Linked DNA regions of Homo sapiens: region 1 is linked to region 2. The links are chromatin contacts, found by Hi-C in ENCODE. All regions are on one chromosome and are shown on one strand. Each heading gives the region's core, a stretch centred on a gene start or an enhancer-like site at or near the end of the contact. The rest is flanking DNA. Distances are from core to core; before and after follow the strand shown.

Region 1 (4,801 bases), core at 38-2,537, 2.4 Mb after region 2:
TTTTTCACAATTAAAAAAACAAACCTGGAATAAGCCTTTCTATCTACTGAAAACAGCCTTTTTATATTTAGGATTAAAAAGAAAATTATTTGGTGAAAGGTTATTAGCAATTTAATAACCCTTGATACAAACTGCAAAGCTGCTCTCCAAAAGGAGTGTCCTAATCACAATACAGGAGAATCAGTTTGCTTTATTTTACACTTACTTCTACGAGGTTATTATCATTAAACTTTTAATTTTGCTATTTGAGAATCATATAAGCATTTCTTAGTAGTCATATCTCCTACCAACAAGTACAAGATAATACTGCCTTTGTAGAATGACTTACAGTGTGCTAAGGTCTTTCATTTTCACTTAATCCATACCCTGTGAGTTATTATTTGTGAGGTGGGAACCTAAATTTCAGAAAAGTGGTTTGTTCAAAGTCATACATCTACTAGGTAAAATGTTTAAAAGAAGAATGGACTCTGGCATCAGTTTTGTGAGTCTGAATCTTGTTTCCACAGCTGTGTAACTGCCAAGTTATTTGAATCCTCCAGCCCTCGATTTCCTCATATATAAAATAGGGATAATAGTACTTACCTCATAAGGATATCGTGACTATTAAATGAGTTATTCTATGTAATACATAAAAGCACTTACAGTAGCATCTGCCACATAAGTCCTATCTAAATGTTGGCTGCTGTTATCATTAAGATGGTGGCAAACTACGTGTTTTAAAGGGAACTAAATTTTGTTGTATGTCTACAACAACTGTGTGATCGATGTTTTTACCGGGTTCTCTTATTTAACCTTCTCAATTCTTTGAGACAGGATTTTATGCTTATTTCTGCCTATTTTGCAGCTAAGGAATAGGAAGTTCTGAGCAGTAAAAAGTAGTAGACTCTCAATCTGCAGGTGACTGAAGCTAGGAGAGGTTAAGTCACTCGACGCAGCGGCGAAGGCTGGGACTCGAACCCGGGCCTGACCCCAAAGCCGGCGCTCTAGACTAGGGCTACGACGATTTAAACAGAAACATCTAGAGACCGAGCGGCCGTGTTACGACGGGAAGATTAGGTGTTCCCTGCACCTCTGTCCCAGCACTTTAATGTCGCCGCATTGTCTTTGTCTTTTTTCGAGCAGAGTTTTACAAGTTCCTGGCCCGAAAACCCCCCTGTCCCTCTCCATCCCCACAGCGGACTCCTCAGGTCCTCAGCCCTCACCTGGCCCGGTCGAGCTCCAGACCTGACCATCTCTCGCCGCCTCAGAGAAGCCCAGACCGAGGGAAGTGAAGCCTCACGGTAAAAAGAATTAACCGCCGTGGGCTCCCGGACCTTCTTGGCCCGCCCGCCGAGCTTCCGCTTCCGGAAAGGATCCCGCCGAATGCCGCGCTTCATAGTCTCCGACGCGCCTCCACTCCCTTTCTCCTGCTCCAGGCCCAGCGCCTTGGGCGTACGCAATAGACCCCTCCAAGCTTCCCGGCTTGTCACCCACCGGCAGGGGTTGGGAGAAGCCAATAAACGGCGAACGGGGCGGGGCCAAGGCATGGCTGGGGCGGGGCCGGGGCGGAGCCGCCGAGAAAAGAGTTAAGCGGAGGTTCCAGGACTTGCGGTGGGGAAAACGGGGACGAGGACCCGCCAGCGCCAGAGGATGGGACAGGGGTAGGAGGCGAATAGGTTTCAGAAGGAATTGAGCGCGACTTTTTGGGTTTTCGCTCTTTATTTTTAGTTTGGCATCGTGTGCCTTTTGGAAGATTTTGTTCTTGATATTCTATAAAAATAAGACCTCGGGGTTGTTACCTTTGCGTGTGATGGAAATTGCAGAATTATTCCCTGTGGCCACTGATCTCAGAACGGTGTTCATTAGTTGGGATTTTGGGTTTACTTCCATGCGTACTTGTCTCCTCTTATGTTGAGGTAATTACTTTTGATGAAAAATGACACAACATTCTTAGTATTGGCATGTGCACTCATTTTAATGAGGATTTTAGTCATTGGTTTTTAAGGCATTGAGTTTTGGGTTAATGATTTAAATCAAGTTGAAGAGAGATAACTCAGTTTATTCCATTTCAACTGTCACCCAGGCAGGAGTGCAGTGGCGCAATCTCAGCTCACTGCAACCTCTGCCTCCTGGGTTCCAGCGATTCTCCTGCCTCAGCCTCCTGAAGAGCTGGGATTACAGGTGCGTGCCACCACACGCGGCTAATTTTTGTATTTTTAGTAGAGACAGGGTTTCACCCTGTTGGCCAGGCTGGTCTCACACTCCTGACCTCAGGTGATCCGCCCGCCTTGGCCTCCAAAGTGCTGGAATTACAGTGGTGAGCCACCATGCCCGGCCTCATTTCTTTTTAATGGAGAAAAGAGCTACGCTTTAAAAGTCTGTTACAATTAATGTCAAAGCCCAGGAACTAAAATATGTCCACCAAAATATCACACACTTATCCTGAGTGATTTTAGGAAATGAGTATTTCACAGATTTAGTTTTGAATTAGATCAAACTGTGAAAACCTCTCCTTTCCTTCCCCAGCCCTCACATAACTTCATAACTTGCTGACATATTCACCTGAAATTAAGGGGTTTTTTTTAGTTAAGTTGATATTTTTTGAATTCATATTGATTTTTCTTAATACATGTTTATTTTAGAAAATATAGATAAGCAAAAAGGAAAAGACCACCCATAACCCCATTACCCATGAGTTATCACTTTGAACAGCTTGGTGCATTCCCTTCAAGATTTTTTCCACCTACATATATATGTATAAATGTATTACGACAATATGAAATAATAGGTATTACTGTAACATGCGTGTTTTCTCTTAATATCTAATCAACATTGTTTCTCATTAGTCTACAATTATAAAATGGCTGCCTGGTGTTCCATGATTCACTTCCCTAGTGTTGGGAATGTTATGCCCCCACCCCGTTTCATTTTGTTGTTTGCTATTATAAATAATGTTGCAGTGAGCTGAGATCTGCAAATGAACTAGATAGAGAGTGGAGAGCAGAGTATTCTAAAGATGTGGAGACAGCATGATGTTGAGAAAGAGAAACCCAGAGAGTTCCTTGCTGCTGAAGTATAGACAGTGGGGATGGAAATATATGTAGGGCCAGACTATGCAGTCCTCATAGACTACATGATTTGGCTTATTATCCTAAGGCCATTGGGAATACATAAAAGTTCAAGCAGGGGACACAGTGAACTGACTGGGGTTTTACAAAGATCAATGGCTGTAGTGTAGAGCAGGAATCTGAAATCTACAGTCCCTGGCAAAATTCAGTCTGCCATTCTTGGATGTAGCCTGAGAACAGTTTTTACATTTTCAGGTAGTTTTTTTTAAGTCAAAAGAATTATATTGTGTGATGTGAAAAGTTACCTGAAAATCATCTCAGTGTTACAAAGTTTTATTGGAACACAGTCACGCTAATGTGTTTACACATTATCTGTGCTACAACTGCCAAAGTTGAGTATTTGTGATAGAGACCGTCTAGCCGGCCAAGCCTAAGATATTTACTATCTGGGCCTTTACAGAAGAAGTTTGCTGATCACTAGCATAGAGGGTGCTTGGGGGAAAGGCAAGTATGGGTGTGAGCAAGTTCTCTCCTCCTGCATCCATTCTCTGTCCTCCCCTTGGACTGACATCAGTCAGACATGCCCTCCAGCTTCAGGTTCTGTTTAGTCAATAGAAGAGGGAGAGAATGGGATATTCCTGCTCTCTCAGCACCGTTTGGCTGATGCACTGGCCCTCTGCATCATCAGGGGAGCCCCTGGAGCTCCAGTCCTCTCACACTCTAATAAAACATGTCCTTCCCTTTGTCTTTTCAGTCTTAGGGGTGATAATGGTTTGCTAGTCCCTGGGTGCCTCAACTCCCTTGTTGTTTTCCTTGTCCATTATGTAAACCTTTTTCTGTTTGTTTTGTTTTGTTTTTTGAGACAGAGTCTCGCTCTTTCGCCCAGGCCGGACTGCAGTGGTGCTGTGTAGGCTCACTGCAAGCTCCGCCTCCTGGGTTCACGCCATTCTCCTGCCTCAGCCTCCCGAGTAGCTGGGACTACAGGCGCCTGCCACCACGCCCGGCTAATTTTTTGTATTTTTAATAGAGGCGGGGTTTCACCATGTTAGCCAAGATGGTCTCCATCTCCTGACCTCGTGATCCGCCCGCCTCAGCCTCCCAAAGTGCTGGGATTACAGGTGTGAGCCACCGCGCCCGGCCGTAAACCTTTTAATTGTCCTCAAAAATCTAGATTGTCTTCTGTTCCCTGTGAGGACCAGACTGATAGGAAGTCCAGATGAAATATGTTGGTAGCTGGGAGGGGATGAGGGGACCTAAGGGAGGTGGTGGTGAGGGAAGGTGAAGAGGACATATTTGAGAGATGCATAGGAGGTAAAATGGAGAGCACTTGGTGATAAGAGTTGGAAAGTCAGGCAAGGGGAAGGTATTTGTTGACCCTGGTTTCTGGGTTTTGTATCTTGGCAGGTGGTGGGAGAGATCCACATTTAGGAAGGAAGCTTGTGAATTCATTTCTCTCCAACATTTTATTATGAAAAAAATGCAAACCAGGAAAGTCATTTTTGGATTTATTAAATTAGGGAGTACTTTGGAGTCATCCAAGAAAAGATGTCAAGTTAGCTACTGGATAGTTGAGTCTGGAGCGTGGCAAAGACCTGTGGGCTGCAGATACACCTTTCCGAGTTGCCTGTGGCTTCCGAACTTGTTCTCAAATTACTTCCTCAAGAAAGCCTCTCTATCCTGCCCCTGCAAACTAACTGTGTGCCTCATGCTACTATGTAGTAGCATCGTTTCTCACAATTATAAACTTGTGTTTA
Region 2 (5,604 bases), core at 3,100-5,599:
TACTTTAAACCACCTGTCTTAATAGTCTCAACTAAAAACAGAGTAAATAAATCTTTATATCAGCAATATGATGAATACTACTGAGTACCTAGTTTATACCTAAAGATCCTTTCCTTTAAGTACCAAATGGGTAAAAGGCCTGCTTTGAGGAAGTAGATGAACAATTTTATTATGATAGGAGCTATGATCGAAGTTGAAGAAAAGGGCTGGGCATGGTGGCTCATGCCTGTAATCCCAGCATTTTAGGAGGCCAAGGCCGGGGGATCACTTGAGGTCAGGAGTTTGAAACCATCCTGGACAACATGGTAAAACCCCATCTCTATTACTATAAAAATAACAAAAAAAAAAATAGCTGGGCGTGGTGGCGGGCACCTGTAATCCCAGTTACTCAGGAGGCTGAGGCACAAGAATTGCTTGATCCTGGGAGGCAGAGGTTGCAGTGAGCCGAGATCACCCCACTGCACTCCAGCCTGGGCGACAGTGAGAGACTCCGTCTCAAAAAGGAAAAAAAAAAAAAAGAAGTGGAAGGAAAAAAGTTGCAAGGAATCTTATGGAAATGAAACAGAATTTATGAGAAGGTAAGGAAGAAAGCAAGAGGAGGCCACGATGGGCAAGGTGTTGTATGTCTGTAATCCCAGCATCTTGGGAGGCTGAGGCCTGAGAATCACATGAACCCAGGAAGAGGAGGCTGCAGTGAGTTGCAGTCACGCCATTGCACTCTAGCATGGGTGATACAGTGAGACTCTGTTCCAAAAAAAGAAAAAAGAAAGGAAGAGGAAAGGAATGCCATGCCTAAGAAACAGCATATGGTACAAAGGCCTAGAAGAAAGCCTGGCATGTTCAGATGACACAGAAGGTAATTTAGTAAGCATGGAGTATAAAGTACCCCAGGGGTATAAAAGAAGAGATATGAAAGTGCCACAAGAAAGGTTTATAATCCCACCATTTAAGGAGTTTAAACCTTGTCCTGAAAGCAATGCAGTGTGACTGATGAGTTTTATGAAAAGGAGTGACAAGATCATATTTGTACTTTATAAAGATCACTTTGGACTGGGCACAGTGAATCATGCCTGTAATCTCAAAACTTTGGGAGAATCACTTGAGCCCAGGAGTTCAAGACCAGCCTGGACAACACAGTGCCACCCCCATCTCTACAAAAAATTTAAACAAAAATTTTTTTTAAAAAGACCACTTTGGGGCCGGGCGTGGTGGCGGGCGCCTGTATGTAATTCCAGCTACTCCGGAGGCTGAGGCAGGAGAATCACTTGAACCCGGGAGGCAGAGGTTGCAGTGAGCTGAGATTGTGCCATTGTACTCCAGCCTGGGCAACAAGAGCAAAACTCCATCAAAAAAAAAAGACCACTTTGGCTGCAGGAGCAGGGCAAGATCAGAGGAAAAGAATGAACTAGTTTCAAAGCTATTGCATAATCTAGAAGAAAGATGATAATGAGCTGTACCAGGTAATGGACCTAAAAACAGAAAGGAGTCAGAAGCAAGAGATATATGAGGTAACAGACACCAGGACTTGGTGATTAATTGTATAAGCTGGTGACCAGAGTTCTGAATGATACCCAAGTTTCAGTTTCAAGCAATTGAAATGGTCAAGCAATTATGCCACTGCCACTAACTATGACTTCTTAGCATTTACAAGTATTTTATTTTTTGTAATGCCTTTTCACAATACAAGTACTTTCTATGTGCCAAAAACTGTTCTGAGCTTTTATATATGAAATAATTTAATCAACTCTAAGTACTACCGAGGCACACATACTCACAAACACATATACACTCTCTCACTCTTCCTAAGTAATCTGTGAGGCTGCATAGCCAGTAAGTGATAGTTTTCAAATCCAACCAGTCTAATTCCACTGCCTGAACTTATATCTGCTGATAATTATTTAATTCGTCCTTACAGCCATAATGAAAAATCTGTGTGACTCATAATTTCGGAGAAAACTGACACAAAGGAATTGCATCTTACCAAATGATTAGATTTAAAGTCAGTGTAGTAAGCATGCGTTAAAAATTGTGTATGCCATAGTTGCCCATGAAAACCCATATAGGGCCGGGCATGGTGGCTCATGCCTGTAATCCCAGGACTTTGGGAGGCTGAGGTGCGTGGATCACCTGAGGTCAGGAGTTCGAGACCAGCCTGACCAAGATGTGAAACCCCGTCTCTACTAAAAATACAAAAATTAGCTAGGCATGGCAGCGGGCATCTGTAATCCTAGGTACTCAGGAGGCTGAGGCAGGTGAATCACTTGAACCCGGGAGGCAGAGGGTGCCGTGAGCCGAGACAACTCCATTGCACTCCAGTCTGGGCGACAGAGCAAGACTCCATCTCAAAAAAAAAAAAGAAAACCCATAAAAATTTTATATAAAGTATATTACTTGTTGTTTGTATATACAACCCTGTACAAACAGGTCAATCTATAGCTGGGCACGGTGACTCACACCTATAATCCCAGCACTTTGGGAGGCTAAGGTAGGCAGATCACTTGTCAGAAGCTCAAGACCAGTCTGGCCAACACAGTGAAATCCCATCTCTACTAAAAATACAAAAAAGTAGCTGGGCCTGGTGGCGCACACCTGTAATTCCAGCTACTTGGGAGGCTGAGGCAGGAGAATCACTTGAACCTGGGAGGTGGAAGTTGCAGTAAGCCCACATAGCGCCACTGCACTCCAGCCTGGAGACAAACTCTATCTCAAGAAAAAAAAAAGGTAAATTAACAAACATGTAATGATAATGCTCATACCCTGAAAAGCAACCAGGATCAAACAGGGGAAGGGCAGATTTACATCTCCCATTGCACACTCACTGGGATATATGTTTGTTGAGAATAATGGCAGGCAGAATTGCCCACTCTTTAAATTGTCATTTTTCTTGCTTCCCTCCACCCCAGTCAAACAATAAAACTTTTGTAATTTAAATATAAATAAAACTCCACTTTTCACACATATTGTACGATTTTCTCTAGTTATAAAGCACTGCCTCATTCACCTTTTAAACGAACCACAACTACCTCAATAGAGTATTCTTTACATTCATATCTTAAAAATAGTAATTAGTTTACATAAATTTGGATACCTGAATAAACTAAATTCTTTCCTTCCAGGACTTGTCCAAGCAAAAGGCACTCTGCCTGCCATTCAAACATCTTTTTTACACCAAAACTGTGGTATTTTTCCAGAACTGCTTTAGGAAGTCCCCAGTTTGCCAATAGTAGCTTGTCTCTTTCGTAGTCAGGAACTGTAGGCTTGCATTCTCCTTTTAGGAAAAAGAAAAAATTAAAATTTAATTTACTTCTAATATATGAGTTTTACAGTTAGCCCTTCACCGTGTGTTGGAATTCCTATGTGTTGAAATGAAGCTCTTTAAAGCACATCCTGACTTCAAGAATCTTATGAGAAATTGACCATGTATAGAAAAGTAATAAATTGTTATTTACTGCATATAATAAAAATTCCTTAAAAGCCTCAAACGAACAAAAAAGCGTGCAATACACAGTAGATAAAGAGTGTTGGAATTACGGGTGTAGTTGGGGGAGGAGGGCAATATGCAAGCATTACAAAGCTAAGTTAGGTGAGTTTCTATTTATAGTAAGTTTTAGTTCCATGACGACTGCACAACTAACGATTTTAAAAAACTGGGTCGACATCCACGGGACACCCAACCAATCTCATTACGAATCCCTTCCAGCCTTCCCCTGGACGCCGAACAGCCTGTGCCGTACTCCAGGCCCAACAATCCTGTCTTAAGGGTCTGTAAGGAGTACTGGGTACTACCAGGAACGAGCCGCCCAACAGATGATGGGATGAAGCTAACTAGGAAGTTGTTTCTCTAAAGGTCGAAAGATCCAGAAGCCACGTGAACATTAATACCAGGCGATCACTGAAAACACGCGTATGTCTGAACAGAAAGTGACCTGCCACACCAGGCCCCAGTCACAGAGAAGGGGAGTAGAAGCCCAATGGGGTATGCAACGAAGCAAGTCCCGTGGGGTGAGGACACCTCCCGACCCATGGCCCGGCGGAGCTGCCCCCGTTGCCCGCGGCCTCCCGGGTTCCTGGAGCACCTGCAGCTGCGGCCTTCAGGCAGCGACCAAGGCCGGGCGGCGGGCTCAGCACGGACCCGGAGAGGAACTGGGGGCTGGCACTGCTGTCACCGCCGCTTCCCGAGAACGAATCTGAGCCTGATTCTGAACGCCGCCGTTTCCCACTCCGACGCAGAAGATTCATGGCAAACTCTTCTCGGCCGATCAGGGCAAGCCACAGTCCCAGCGTCCTCCCTCTCGGGAGAACCCTGGCCTGGCAACAGCTGCGGACATCTTCCCGCCAGTCTTCAAACTCAAACCTCCCGGCCCGCCCCGGAACCATAGAGTTCTCCGTGGCTTAAGTAACCCGAAAGCCATAGACTCGTGGGGAAGGAGCGGCTCTCGCTGGCGTCTAAGACTTCCGGCCTCCAACCTCCTGGTTGGTTAATATGAGAGATAGATTAAAGAGGAAGAATACAGAATCTACAGTTATAACCATACTGACCTAAAAGCCTTCCTTCTCCTTTTGTCCATTTCTGGTTTGAATAGGAAGGCCATGCTAACTTCATAAAATGGGCTGCCCATAATAGGTAGATCAGGGAAGTAGCTCTTCTTAACGTATTGGTATTCTGTAAAAAATTATTTCAGATTGAGAAGCATTATGCAAGATAGCCTAGGGTTTCTAATAGAGCATAATTTCCTCCTTTCTCCTAGTATATGATGGTAGGGCAGGGCTATTTCTGAACACAATTTCCATTTTAGCCAGCATGCATTGTGAGGAATATGTAATGAGGAATTGGGGATTGCTGGCTGACAGACCCCTGAGACACTATATGAACGCCGCGAGGAAGGGGCTCTGAATATACCCCAGGGATCGTTATGAGCCAAGAGCTTAGTAATGCATCTGTGTTGTCCCTTTTGTAAAGGTAGAAGCGAACGAGTTCTGAACGTAAAACGGTGACCATTCATTACCTAGTTGCATAATTCATTTCACCAAGCAAAACTAGTAGGCCCTAAGCCTGACCTGAAGAGGCTGTGCAGTTCTAGAGCACTAAAAATCTCAAAAGGTCCAGTCCAATTAAAAAAAAAAAAAACACTCGAATACAATCTGGAAAATAGCATTCGAACCATCAATTCCTTCCGTGAAAACATTTTTTTGATTTAAATGACAATATTCTAAAGTTCCACGAGATGGCGACATTACTCCGTGAATGAAACATTTTTCTCTTGGCCTTTTACGCAATCAACAACTATTTACTGAGTATCTACTGTAAGCTAGCCACTGGGTAAATGGCAGTGAAATGGCATAAAATGGTTCCTGCTCTCAAAGAGAAAGAGTCTAGAGAATAAGGCAGACATTAAACAAGTCAGTTAATGAAGTGTGCCATATGCTTGGGCAGAAATGAAGAGTACTATTAAAGAAATAAAAGAGATCTCGCCGGCCGTGGTGGCTCACGCCTGTAATCCCAGCACTTTGGGAGGCCGAGATGAGTGCATCACCTGAGGTCAGGAGCTCTAGACCAGCCTGGCCAACATGGTGAAACCCCGTCTCTACAAAAATACAAAAAAT

Evidence for each region. A loop is a pair of places that touch in the nucleus more often than their neighbours do. Pooled maps may share reads with other maps.
Region 1: a loop to region 2 is called in a map of CD8-positive, alpha-beta T cell, with 7 times the contacts of the local background. The contact joins the promoter of CCDC14 here to the promoter of POLQ in region 2. A Hi-C loop is called at or near these places in 2 of 168 maps with a recorded cell type or tissue (CD8-positive, alpha-beta T cell and naive thymus-derived CD4-positive, alpha-beta T cell) and 8 of 50 pooled maps.

The regions. Positions count from the first base shown.
Region 1 is chr3:123,959,942-123,964,742 of GRCh38, forward strand. CCDC14 (coiled-coil domain containing 14) reads right to left here and starts at 1,288. Exons shown (of 13, transcript NM_001366335.1): 1 at 1,203-1,288. The coding sequence starts at 1,232. RefSeq lists a silencer at 1,296-1,606.
Region 2 is chr3:121,541,639-121,547,242 of GRCh38, forward strand. It overlaps POLQ (DNA polymerase theta), which reads right to left and starts at 4,350. Exons shown (of 30, transcript NM_199420.4): 1 at 4,077-4,350; 2 at 3,089-3,268. The coding sequence starts at 4,239. RefSeq lists enhancers at 4,083-4,312, 4,204-4,498.